2 separate regions of the Mus musculus genome follow, and region 2 is linked to region 1. Evidence: chromatin loops called from intact Hi-C (ENCODE). Cell type or tissue: heart. All regions are shown on one strand. Links, peaks and the distances in the headings refer to the core of each region. The heading gives the core; the rest is flanking DNA.

Evidence for each region. A loop is a pair of places that touch in the nucleus more often than their neighbours do. Peaks named below come from ENCODE experiments on the same cell type or tissue, not always from the same donor. Only the 100,000 strongest peaks of a DNase experiment are listed, where the experiment ranks them.
Region 2: it touches region 1 in a loop (2.4-fold over the local background); 8 of 42 quality-filtered maps call a loop at or near these places.

Annotation. Positions count from the first base shown.
Region 1 is chr8:117,495,690-117,501,928 of GRCm38, forward strand. Plcg2 (phospholipase C, gamma 2) reads left to right here and starts at 2,586. Exons shown (of 33, transcript NM_172285.2): 1 at 2,586-2,740. In heart, for the core only: no CTCF peak of the experiment used is centred there; DNase peaks (open chromatin) are centred at 2,742 and 2,902; H3K4me3 peaks cover 1,668 bases; H3K27ac peaks cover 818 bases; H3K27me3 peaks cover 2,193 bases.
Region 2 is chr8:117,544,939-117,551,177 of GRCm38, forward strand. All of the region lies in intron 2 of Plcg2 (phospholipase C, gamma 2), which reads left to right. Among named protein-coding and RNA genes, the nearest start is that of Plcg2, 50 kb to the left of the region's middle. In heart, for the core only: a CTCF peak has its summit at 3,268; a DNase peak (open chromatin) is centred at 3,683; H3K27ac peaks cover 437 bases.

The DNA.
Region 1 (6,239 bases), core at 434-5,433:
ATTAATTTTCTTCATTTATTTATTTTGTCATTTATTTCATAAGGCAGCCTGGGAGTGTCACAGCGCAGCTGTGGAGATCAAAGGACAGCTACGTTGAGGTCAGTTCTCTCCTTCCACCATGTGGGTTTCCTGGAACACAGCACAAGTTGGCAGGTTCGGTGGCAAGTGCCTTTACCCTCTGAGCCATCTCACATGAGTGGATGGAAAGATGGGTGCCCCATAATCAAGGCTGGAAACCTTCTCTAAGGGCTTCTCTAGGGCTTCTGTCCCATCTCTAAGGGAAGAGGAGGATGCTGCAGTGAAGTCCAGGTGCACATGCACACACATGCACACGCACACACAGACACACACAGACACACACAGATACACACACACACCAAACAAAACCAACCAACCAACCACACACACACACACACACACACACACCAAACAAAACCAACCAACCAACAAACTAACACAAACCCCAAATCACATGTGATAGCTCACAACTATAATTCCAACAGTCAGGAGGCAGAGGCAGGAGGATCTCTCTCTGTGAGTTTGAGGCCAGCCTGGGCTACACAGTGAGTTTCAGGTTGGCCAGTGCTACATAGTGAGATCTCATCTCAAACAAACAAGAATACAATCCCACAAAGATAATATATGTTGAAGTTCCTTAAAAAAATACCAAAGTGTCATATAGTCATTATTTCTTTTTTTTAAGATTTATTTATTATTATATCTAAGTACATTGTAGTTGTCTTCAGATGCATCAGAAGAGGGCGTCAAATCTCATTATGAATGGTTGTGAGCCACCATGTGGTTGCTGGGATTTGAACTCAGGACCTTAGGAAGAACAGTCGGTGCTTTTAACCATTGAGCCATCTCTCCAGCCCTAGTCATTATTTCTGAGAAGAGGCCCGTGTTTCATGTGTTTGATGTCATCATGATCTCTTTCATGAGTGATTTAGTGGTGGCACATGCCTTTAGCCTCAGCACCAGGGAGGCAGATCTCTGTGAGTTTGAGGCCAGCCTGGTCTACATATTGAGCTGCAAGGAGACCCTTAAGGAGACCCTGTGTCTGAAGGGATACATACCTGTTGGATGGTGATTGGTGACAAGAACAAAGCCAGTGGCCACTGTGCTGGGACAGCTGTAAGGTGGCTCTCAGCATGAGGTTGGTAAAGTGCTGACCTAGTGCAGGACATCTGCGGGGGTGGGATGAGGTGGGGGGACACAATGTAAAAGGGAACAGTGGCAAAACCTGTAAACTGAGCCCCGGGGAGTTAGAGGCAGGAGGATCAGAAGGTTGGTCCCTGCTAGAAGATTGAGGTAGCCTGGGCTACATAAAACCAAGTCTTTTTGTTTGTTTGTTTGTTTGCTTGCTTGTTTATTTATTTATTTATCCTTCAAAACAGAATTTCTCTGTGTGGCTCTGGCTGTCTTGGAAGTCCTTCTGTAGACCAGGTTGGCCTCAAACTCAAGAGATTCACCTGCCTCTGCCTCTTGAGTGCTAGGATTAAAGGCACCCAGAAGAAACCAAGTCTCTCTCTCTCTCTCTCTCTCTCTCTCTCTCTCTCTCTCTCTCTCTCTCTCTCTTTCTTTGGACAGGGTTTCTCTGTGTGGCTTTGGCTGCCCTGGAATTCTCCTTGTAGACCAGGCTGGCCTCAAATTCACAGAGATCTGCCTACCTGGGCCTCCTAAGTGCTGGGATTACCAGCCTGAAATCAAATCAAATCATCAAATCTTAAATCTCTCTCTCTCTCTCTCTCTCTCTCTCTCTCTCTCTCTCTCTCTCTCTCTCTGTCAGAATGGAGAGGTGGTTTAGCAGTTGAGAGCACATATTGCGCCTACAGAGACTGGAGTTCAGCTCCCAGCAACCCACATAGCCACAACAGCCTGTGACTCCAGCTTCAGAGAATCCTATGAGCTCTAGCCTCCCTGATCCCCTGTATTCACAGAAATGGATTCACATAAACACACACATATACACATAATTTAAAAATAATATTAAAAAAATTTTTTTGGACACAGATCTCACTGTATAGCCCTAGCTGGCCTTGAACTAATTCAGAGATGTAATTTTGTCATTCTGCCTTCCTAGTTATGGGATTAAAGGTATGGACCGTTAAGCGGAAAAATACATTTTTTTTTCCCCAGAAAAAAAAGCAACGAGTTTTAAAGAACACAGTCTTCCAATTTAAAAGCCAAGATTTCAGTTCTCTAGTGCCCAGTTACTCTTTGAAACAAACTTTTGAGCCTGGCACTGTTTTGCAGAGATGGAAACTGAGGCTGCGGCATTTAAGATAGGAAACAATGTACTACTAAATTCAGCTCTGTCAACCCCGAGTGGGTGAAGATAATCAATGCATGCATGGTATCTGTATGCAGTAGGCGCCCCATAAACTCTGATATTCTTGGGAAATTTCTGTTCTCTTGGCTAAGCGATCGCGGCCAGGCAGGTGGTACTGGGGCTGCCTCAGTTTCCCCCTGGTCGGGCAAGGCATGACTCTTTTAGGATGCTCTGGCGGGTCGGGACCCGCCTTGAGACAGGGCGGCGCGTTAAGGGGGGCGGCCCCGAGGAGTCACGTGGCGCGGCCGCCTCCAAAGCAGAAGTAAGGAGCGCCGCTGAGCAAGACCTGCGCTGCCGGACTGCCCGGGCCCCAGGCGGCTGCTGCACGAGGGACCCCCGAGTCCCCCCAACCCGTGGCTGGCAGGCCCAGGGATTGTGCGGGTGGCTGCGCTCCGGGGGTACCGCCAGGTGAGTAGCCAGGATGGATGGAGCTCCCCGGGGACTTGCGCGTGTGCGGGGACCCTAGAGCTGGCACCGCGTTGGGTGGGGACTGCGCCGGAGCCCAAGAGGGCGCGGGCAGGGCTGGGGTGCGCGATCCGGGCAGGTGGCCGGGTGTGCCCTGGGGAACCCTTGCTTAGGGACAGCCGGGCCCGGCCCAGCCGCCGGCCACTTCCTCTCCTGGGGCTGGCGCCACCTCTCCAGGGTGAGCAGTGGCCAACTAGGGTTTGAATGAGAGACGCGGCTCCGGGTGCTGGGGTGGCCGAAGCGTCTACCTCGCCACCGAGAGTCCTACGCGGGAGCCGCGTCCCTGCTTGCGGGGACTTGATTTTGAACAGTACTTCCCAGTAGTACACAGGTGGCTCCGGGGTGGGGCGGAGCAGCTCTTTCTCCACACGCGATTCTGGGACCCGCCCCTCCCGCAATTCAGTTCAGTTTGGGGATCTCAAAGAGGTCATTTGCCTCGCGGGGAGCCAGAATTCGAAGGGAAGGTGGGTTGTATCCGGACCTAGGAGGTTGATACCTGGAAAGTCAGGAGCAGGCCCTGTCCGTACCCTGATCTCGAACTGTTGAGAGAGAGGCTGGCAGGGCGAGGGGCCGACACGCCCTGGAAACAGGTGGCTTTCTCTCTGAGACCTAAATTTGAATTTCAGTTCCATTTATGTGACACAGCACACAGAGAGGAGCCCCCCCACCCCCACCCCCCGAGTCCAGGTTTCTCTCTTGGGTCCCGTACTAGACCAGAGCCTGTTTTCCGGGGCATCAAAGAGACTCCCTGCAGTTCCTGACCCTGGTGGCAAAGGCCCTTCCTGGTGGGCACAGGTCATGGCCCCTGCTCTTTGCTTCTGCGGGACACTTACAGGATGTTGGGGTCGGGACTAGCCCTAGGCTGTTACCCATTTTGCACGGTTGTGGGCAGCAGTGTAGCAGTCCCAGGGGATTTTGGCTGTGGATTTTTATTGATGCTTAAAATTACTCGGTGCTTGGCCTCCCAGGCAAGGCGGCGTGTGTGGGGTACTCTGAAGGAGCCCCAGCGGGGACCCTTTTGCACCTCCTGGGCGAAGTTGGTGGGAAGTTACTGGTGGGAAAACTTCTGCAAATAATTAATTTCGAAAATAGGCAACCCTCTCCCTGCCCTGTCTCCGCAAAAGGGCTTTTCTGTTTCAACTAACAGAGTGGACCCATTCATATGTCTTGTCCCATCCTCTCTCATTGGCCCCCTCTAGATTTACAAGCAATGCTTTCGAGATATATATATATATATATATCACTAATAACATTTATATTATAACTCATTAATTTGTAAGTTTCTTTTTTTTTAAATCAAAATAGCTCACAAATCTCCCAAGATCAAAATTGGCGTGTGATAATTTATAAATCCACTCTTTTCCGTAGCTTCTGTACATTTTAAATTTTTTAAAATTATTTTTGAGACAATCTCATTATATAGTTCAGGTTAGCCTTGAACTTCTGATCTTCCTGTGTCCACCTCCCAAGTGCTGGGATGATCAGTGTGTGCCAATACTCTTGGCCTGTAGGGGATGCCCTCCCCCCACCCCTCCCCACCCCACCCCCCACCCCCCACCCCCCAACCCCCCTTCCCCCCGTACCCCCCCCCCGTATCCCCCACCGCCCACTTCCCAGAGATGAGGAGCCCAAGTGTTTCTGGTTTTATGGTCCTGTAAGGATCTTTCCGGATGTCTCATTTTGCACAAGAGTGCTTGCTGGATCAACTTTATACTTTAGAGGTGCTTACCAGTGCCCTTAAAAAAAAAAAAAAGTCAACCCTGTTTTCACTTCCACGTGTACAGGTGGACATTGTTGGTTCTTGGATTGGACCTTCCCATGCTTTTAGGATGACCGTCAAATGAACCCCGATATCCCTGGTGCAGTGGGAAGGGCAGGCAATATTCAAGGGTTCAGCTGGTCCAAAGTCTAGTAGAATTCTTCCTTGGGTTTTTGGCTGAAATCCAGCACTGACCCACATGTGCAGAGACTGTTCAAGAGATGGATAGTCCCTGTTTCCTGTTTTGGGGTTCTTGTGTGTGAGAAGTTGGTTTCAAAGTGTGAAGGACATAGAAACGTGAAAAAAAAAAAAAAAAAGAAAAGAAAGAAAAGAGGTTTCTTCCCAGCACCACCAGCCATGTTTGTACTGACTATGTGAGTTGATCAGGTTACCCATAGTAGGGGTGGAGGGAAGGGGAGTCCAGGCTAATTCATTCATTTTGGAAAGAACAAAACAGAAGCAAAGAGGGAGTTATCTTGATGGCTAGGGCCCTGCTCTGGGAATACAGTCAGCTGGAGGAGACCTTCTTGCCTTGGGCGTTGGAGCTTGGAATACTCTGCCTGAACTGGCCACTGCCTGGTGCCCTGTCCAGAATCTGTTTCCAGTGTGGTGTTGCTTCAGGGCTTGGGATCTTGCTGGGGGAAACCTTTCCTGGGCATCTAACAGTGAGAAACAGTGGGGATGCCAGGATGGAGCATTCTGTATAGTGCAGAACTGTGCAACGGGGACCTGGATCTTCCACTTTGTAAGCTGGGTGACCTTGGACAAGCCAGTCCCCCTACCCACTCTTCAAAGAGTCGGCCAGTTTTGTTGGCATATGGCCAAGTACTGCCAGCATTCTGAATTCACAAAAAGCAAGCCCTGAAAGGATCAGAATCATATGACTGTCTGTCTGTCTGTCTGTCTGTCTGTGTGACCTTGGTCATATAATTTCCTCCTCTCTGGATGGATTTTGATTTTTAAAGCTGTCAGCTTTTCTCCCTCTTCCCCCGGTGCTAGGAATTGAACTCAGGACTTGGCTCTTGTTGGGCAGATGCTCTACCCCTGAGCTGTATTCCCAGGCATGGCATGTATTGGTCTATAAGGTACCTGAGGGTAAACCGGTGTCATGTCTAGAGAGTTTTATAATAACAGCTACTTTCCAGGGGGCCTTTGCTTCTGTCCCGTCCCCCCCCAACGATGAACTAGCCTGGAAACTCCCCTCTCTCATCTCCAGTGGCTAGCCTGCTTAACTGATAGTGTCAATATAAATAGCGCGTTTGGCATGGGTAGCTCCCAAGTGGACAGGAGAGCTAAGAGTGTATATATATCTTGTGAGGTCACATCCTGGCTTGTGTTGAAGCCTGTTCCCCAGGCTAGATGACTGTTCCTCTACCAGCTTTTCACTCTGTAGCGCAGGCTGGCCTTGGATTCTTAGCAACCCTCCTGCCTCAGCCTCCCCAAGTGCTAGGATTATAGCTGGGTGCCCTGTTGTGTGTTTTTATCTCATTTTCACAGGGTCTAGTATAAGTCAAGTTGGCCTTAACTGTGGATGACCTTGGACTTCTGATTTTCTTCTCCCCACCTCTCTTGTGTTGGGCTTATGGTCTATGGCCACCAAACTCTCTCATGTGGCACTGAGAACCAAACATGCTAGGCAAGCATTCTATCCACCGAGCCTCACCCCCAGTGCCTCATCTTTTT
Region 2 (6,239 bases), core at 658-5,657, 49 kb after region 1:
TTTCCATTCCTTACACAGCGACTTTGGCTTCATCCTCTGGGCAGTTCGTTTCTTCCTACGCTTTAAAACTCAGTAGCAAGCTGACAGACAGTTGCTTCTGGGTAGAATTTAACAATCTGGTCTCATTTCCACCGAAGCCATGACTATTTGATCGTTCTTCTGCTGCTTGCTGAATGGCTCTTGTTTTCTCTCTGTCAGAGTTGCGAAAACATCCTCAGAATTGATTTGCTACAGTTAAAAAAAAAAAAAGGCAACTTGAGGAAAATATTAGCTACATAGTATCAACAGCGTGCAGCCATTGCTTATCACAAAGCTCTATTGCAGTTGGAGAAAGAGTGTTCAAGCCGAGGTGCTGAAGCCAAACACAACAAAGAAAACAATGCCCAGACCAAGACAAAGAAACTGGCCGGTCCTTCAGGGGCTGGAATCGAGAAATAGATTTTGTGTACTGAGGGCTTAATGTGATGGTTATGATAAACGGTAGCAAAGCACATTAAATATTAAGTGCTCTTTATATAAGGTAGCAAATCCTTTCTGCATTGTACTAACACTTATTTGTATCAGTGGGTGTGAGTGCCAGAGAAAGGGGATCGGGTCGGGGGAGGAAGAGAGAGAGGGATTGAGAGAGAGAGAGAGAGAGGAGAAAAGCTCAGGTTATTATCCCATTATTCCTTAGGTCCCAGGTCCCTTGTTTTCTTCTTGAGACAAGGGCTCCCACTGGTCCAGGACTGACCAAATGAGGCTGTCTGGCCAGTGAGCCCCGGGGATCTGCCTGTCTCTGCCTCCCCTGTGCTGCGTACAAGCATATGCCACTGTAGCAGACATTGTTACGTGGAGTCTAGGGATTGTACTCAGGTCCACCTGATTGCACAGCAACCACTTCGCCAATGGTGCCACCTCCCAGTCCCTGACTGTGTGATTTCTAGACATACACTATACGTTCAGTGTGACACCTAGTGCTCATTTTAAATGGCCACCCTCTCTAGAATCTTACATAGGAAGGATGACTGATTTCACAACTTAGAGGTATAAGATATGTATTTGTGTGTGTGTGTGTGTATTAAGATACATTACAGGGAGACACAGCAAAAGGGGATTATTCTAACTTAGTTTCCAGCAGGAGGAGAAAGGGCCAAATATAAGGGCCACTGTAGCATTGAACTTGAAAGGATTACATGCTGGGGTTTTTTTTTGTGGCCAGAGACTAAAGCTCATCTTCCTCCCTAAACTTGCAAACAATTGAGCTGAAAAAAAAATGGGGGGAGGGCAAGGAGGGACAGAGTATCACGTAGCCCAGGCTGGCCTCAAACTTACCATGGATGTAGCCAAGGATGACCTGGAACTTCTGATTTTCCCGCCTAGACCTCCCAATGCCGAGATTCCAGATGGACATCATTATGCCCAGTTTATGGTGAGCTGGTACTGAGCACAGGGCCTGGTGCATGCTAGGCAGGCATCCTGACAGCCAAACTACATCCTCAGCTCAGAAGATACCTACCACAGTGTGTCCAGATCCTGGGCGCGTGGGCTTGGTGAGCTGCCTGGAGAGAGGGTTTGGAACTATGGCCTTGTACTTTGGTGGCTTGCTCACCCTGTCTCCAGCACTCTTGGGTGCTCACAGGTGGCCTGTAGCCAGTTCCTCCCTCAGTGGCAGGGAGCCAAGCAGGGCAGGTGGCTGCTTCGGGGTTAATAGAACCAGAAAAGGACTAGGAGGCTGAGCTGAAGCTGACCTGACCGTTCCAGGTTCATTATCAGAAAGTATCCCTGCCTCTCCCTTGACAGGGAGTGTCTGGGGCAGAAGGTGGGATGGTTGGGGCTTTGGCGACCTCAAACCCACCCAGGGACTAACATCTCTGCAGGAACACAAAACATTTCAGCAAACAGCTACCACTGTGTGCTCATGGTTGCCAGCATACTCTCTTTCCGTGGAAGCAGGAGGCATGAACGCTCTCTTCTGTTGGCTCTTAGTACAGTCTCTAGAACTGCGGGGTCACTTTCTCACCAAGACAGTAAGAGCAGTCTTTCCCCCCCATCCTTAGTGCTAAGGTGTGTGTGTGTGCATGAGTGTGTACACTCATGCATTCACACATATGTACTCTTGCCCGTGGCGGTCAGAGAACAACCTTGAGTGCCCATTGAGCCTCATGGATTCTTCTGTCTCCACCTCCTCAGTGCTGGGATTACATGCATCACCATACTAAGATTTTTTTTTTAAATGTGCACTCTGTGGGATTGAACTTGGGCCCTCATGCCTGCATGACAAACATTTTACCCACTGATCTATATGCCCAGCTCCCAAGCAAATTTTAATATCTTAGGCTTTGTTCAGAAGGCCAGACCTGGCTCTGCATTTTATATCCATGGAACAATGGCAGCTAAACCAGAAGAGAGTGACCCACCCTGGGTCCCCCAGCCAGGAAAGAGTGGGGCTTCAAGCCTAGGTCTTCTGGATGCTTCCAAGTCTCTAGGCTACTCAGGCTGCTGTGGGCTAGGTTGGTCTCTGGTCACATGCAGTTGCATGTCAAACAGCCTGGCATCTTTAGTTTCTTTCACCACGGTCTCTGGCTGAGCTCTTGGCCCTTGTTCTTGTCATATAAACTACAAGCAGCAGAAGGGACTGTTAAGAGGTGGCCGGAATATCATCCCCGGTAGCTGACGTAACTTTGACAGAGACTTCTTGGGGCTGCAGTTTGTTTCCTTCGGTTCACAGAGCAGTGGAATAGGGTCTCTATCCATGAGAACTGCGGTGGGGTGACGACTAGGCCATAACGGTAGAAAGCAGAGCTGGGGTTTGAACCTGGGTCTTTGGACTCCAGGATGTGCTCATGGGCTTTGCTCTCTCTTCCCTACCTGAGCCCATCTTCAAGACCTGGGCCAGACAAACACATGTCCACTCAGAACAGGCTTCTCCCCTGTAGGTACCGGATCCTACTGGCCTCTCATTTTCCTGTACATATGTGTACATATCTGTACATATGTGTAGATTTATATGTGTTGGTGACACTGGGCATGCTCTATATTTCTAGGCTCCTAGAACTCCTGGGACAGAGCCTTGTTTGTCACGTCATCTTGAAATCCCCGGTGCTGGCTCCTTTTGGTGCTGAGACTACATGGGTGTATGAATGATGACTTGGCAAGGAGGTGGGAGCACGTGTGTGCACGTGTGTGCAGCTGTCTAGCCTTCCGTCTGTCTTTCCCCTTGACTATGTCTTGAGGCTATATGAAGATGCAGTTTGCTGGCAAACAGTGCCACCTAAGGTCAGGTACAGGGAGAGAGAGCCATGCTCTAGGTGTGAAGGATAGGAGGACATCACCAGGGGACACTGCTGGAGGTTGAAGATCAGGAGAGGGAGAAGCAAGGAGACAGGAAGATTTTTCTGGAAGGTTTTTCTTTCTTTTGTTCTGTTTTTTTGAGGAAGGGTCTCAGGCAGCCCAGGCTGGCTTTGAACTCCTGATCCTCTTGTTTCAGCCTCCTGGGATTAACAGATGTGAGCCACCAAGCCTGGTAAAAAGCTGAATATGAAGACTCATGTCCCATCCCAGGCAGGGCAACCAAGGGTAGACGATATAAGGCAAGGGACCGAGACGGAGTGTTGATGGGGATGCACCACAAGGGTGGGGAGGACAGGAAGTGGAAGGGTGGCTAACTCCAGGAACCAGGGTGCAGAGGGTATCTAGATCTGGGGAAGACCCAAGATGATGCCAGGAAGGGGTGGGACATGCAAAGGCCAGGCCTTGTTTGTGGCTGTTATCTTGCTTCTACAAGCAGGAAGCCCAGCCACGAGCCCCACCACATAAGACAAGGTCTGAGCTCAGCTACTCTTAGCTTGCTCTGCAAAGACAGGTGATTGTTTTACTGTGTGCCTGAAGCAGAAATCCCCACCAGCACAGACAATGACCCCTGACCATTCTGCCCCATATCCTTCCCATTAGTGGTATTTGTTGTCAGGAAACTGGGGTGGGTGGGTGGGTGGGTGGAGAGTCTGTTGTCTTCTTGTGCTGTTTCAGATACATGTACAAATATGGCTCTTTCTCTTTGGCTGAACTGAATATATTTGTGTGTGTGTGTATGTGTGTGTATATGTATGTATGTGTGGTGTGTGTATGTGTGTGTGCATGTGTATGTGTGATGTGTGTATGTATGTGTGATTTGTGTGTGCATGTGTGTGTGTGTGTGGGTGTATGTGTGCTGTGTGTGTGTATATGTGTGTGTATGTGTGTGTATGTGTGATATGTGATGTGTGTGTATGTGTGTGTGCATATGTATGTGTGATGTGTATGTGTGATGTGTGTATGTGTGATGTGTGTGTATATGTGTGTATATGTGTGTGTATGTGCATGTGTGTGTATGTGTATGTATGTGTGGTGTGTGTATGTGTGTGTGCATGTGTATGTGTGCTGTGTGTAAGTATGTGTGTATATGTGTGTGTATGTGTGTGTGTATGTGTGATATGTGATGTGTGTGTATGTGTGTGTGCATATGTATGTGTGTAGTGTATGTGTGATGTGTGTGTATATGTATGTGTGCATGTGTATGTGTGTGTATATGTGTATGTGTGATGTGTGTGTATATGTGTGTGTGTGCATGTGTATGTGTGTGTATATGTGTGTGTGTATGGGTGATGTGTGTGTATGTGTCTCGTTTGGCCCATGAACTCCAAGGACTTGTCTTTATCCCCCAGGGCCAGCCTTACAGCCACACCCAGCTTTTATGTAGGTGCTGGGCATCTAAGCTCTGCTCCTCATGCTTGCATAGCAAGCACATTACCCATTGAGCCATCTCCCTGGCCCTGGAATCTAAAACATTTCTGAGAACACGAAGGAAGGCCCGTTTGTGGGGCTAGCAATATATTCTGTCATATTCATGACACAAAGGCTATAGGATTGTCACTTAATCTGGGCATCCCAACCAGTTTCCTAAGCACTGCGTAGCACTCAGAGCAGACTCTTTTAGTCTCCTTCCCCATCCTACCCTGCCCCCCAGTTACAGAGCATTTACTCAAAGAATACCACTTTTTTTTTTTTTTATGCTGTAGTGATGTAATGGCTGAGGATGTGTTATGATTTGAATGGGAAGAGCCCTTCTCCACAGACTCATGTATTGAAGGCCTGGTTCCTAGCTGGTGGTATTCTTTTGGAAGGTTCTAGAAACTTTAGGAGGTAGGAACTAGCTAGAATGTTCCTGGAGTATACCCTTTGGAGTTATATCTTGCCTGGGCCTCTTGTTCATCTGTCTGTCCACCCATCCGTCCATCCGTCCGTCCATCCGTCCGTCCATCCGTCCGTCCATCCGTCCGTCTGTCCGTCCATCTGTCTGTCTGTCTGTGTCCCTTTCCCCTAAATCCTTCTCCTGGCTGAACTCTGCTCTGACACCCCATATCCATCACGAGGGAGTAAAACTTGCAACTGGGAGCCAAAATAAACTATTCTTCCCTAGGGTGTTTATGTGAGGTGTTGTACAGCTGCACCTATCCAGTGTGGTGTGTGCGACATGGTGTAGAGGTGGTGGGGAGATGGCTCATTCGAGAAGTGCTTGCTGGGTAAGCAGGTGGACCGGAGTGTGGATCCCCAGTGTTCACATAGAATCTGAACACAGAATAAGTAGCTGTAACCACAGAGCCGGAGGGGCAGAGGCAGACTGATGCGTGGGGCTCACTGGCTGCCGGTCTAGCTGAATTGGTGAGCTTTCGGGAGAGATTGTTGAGTGGTTAAGAGTACTGGCTTCTTTTAAAGAGGATCTGGGTTGGGTTCCTGGCATGCACATGGTCACTCCCAACTTCCTGAACTCCAGTTTCAGGGCATCCTCTTCTGGCCTTCACGGGCACTGCATGCATGTGGTACACAGGCATACAGGTAAAATAAAAGTAAGTTTAAAAAGTAAAGTGGAGGGCTAGAGAGATGGACTGAGAGGGTAAAGGTTTTTGCTCCCAGTTCTGACAACCTGAATTTTATCTCTGGGACTCACAGGGGGAGAGTTGACATGCACAAGTTGTTCTTAGGTTTGACATGTATGCTGAGACACTCGTGTGAACATACACACACACACACACACACACACACACACACACACACACACACAAAACAAACAGACAGACAGACAGACAAACAAATGTTTAAAAAGCAAGATGGAAAGCAATAGAGGAAGAGACCCAGTGTTGACCTCTGGCCTTTGTGCTCACTAGTTTGTCCAAGGGAACCCTCCATGTACACACACAATCATGTACATAGTCATATAACAC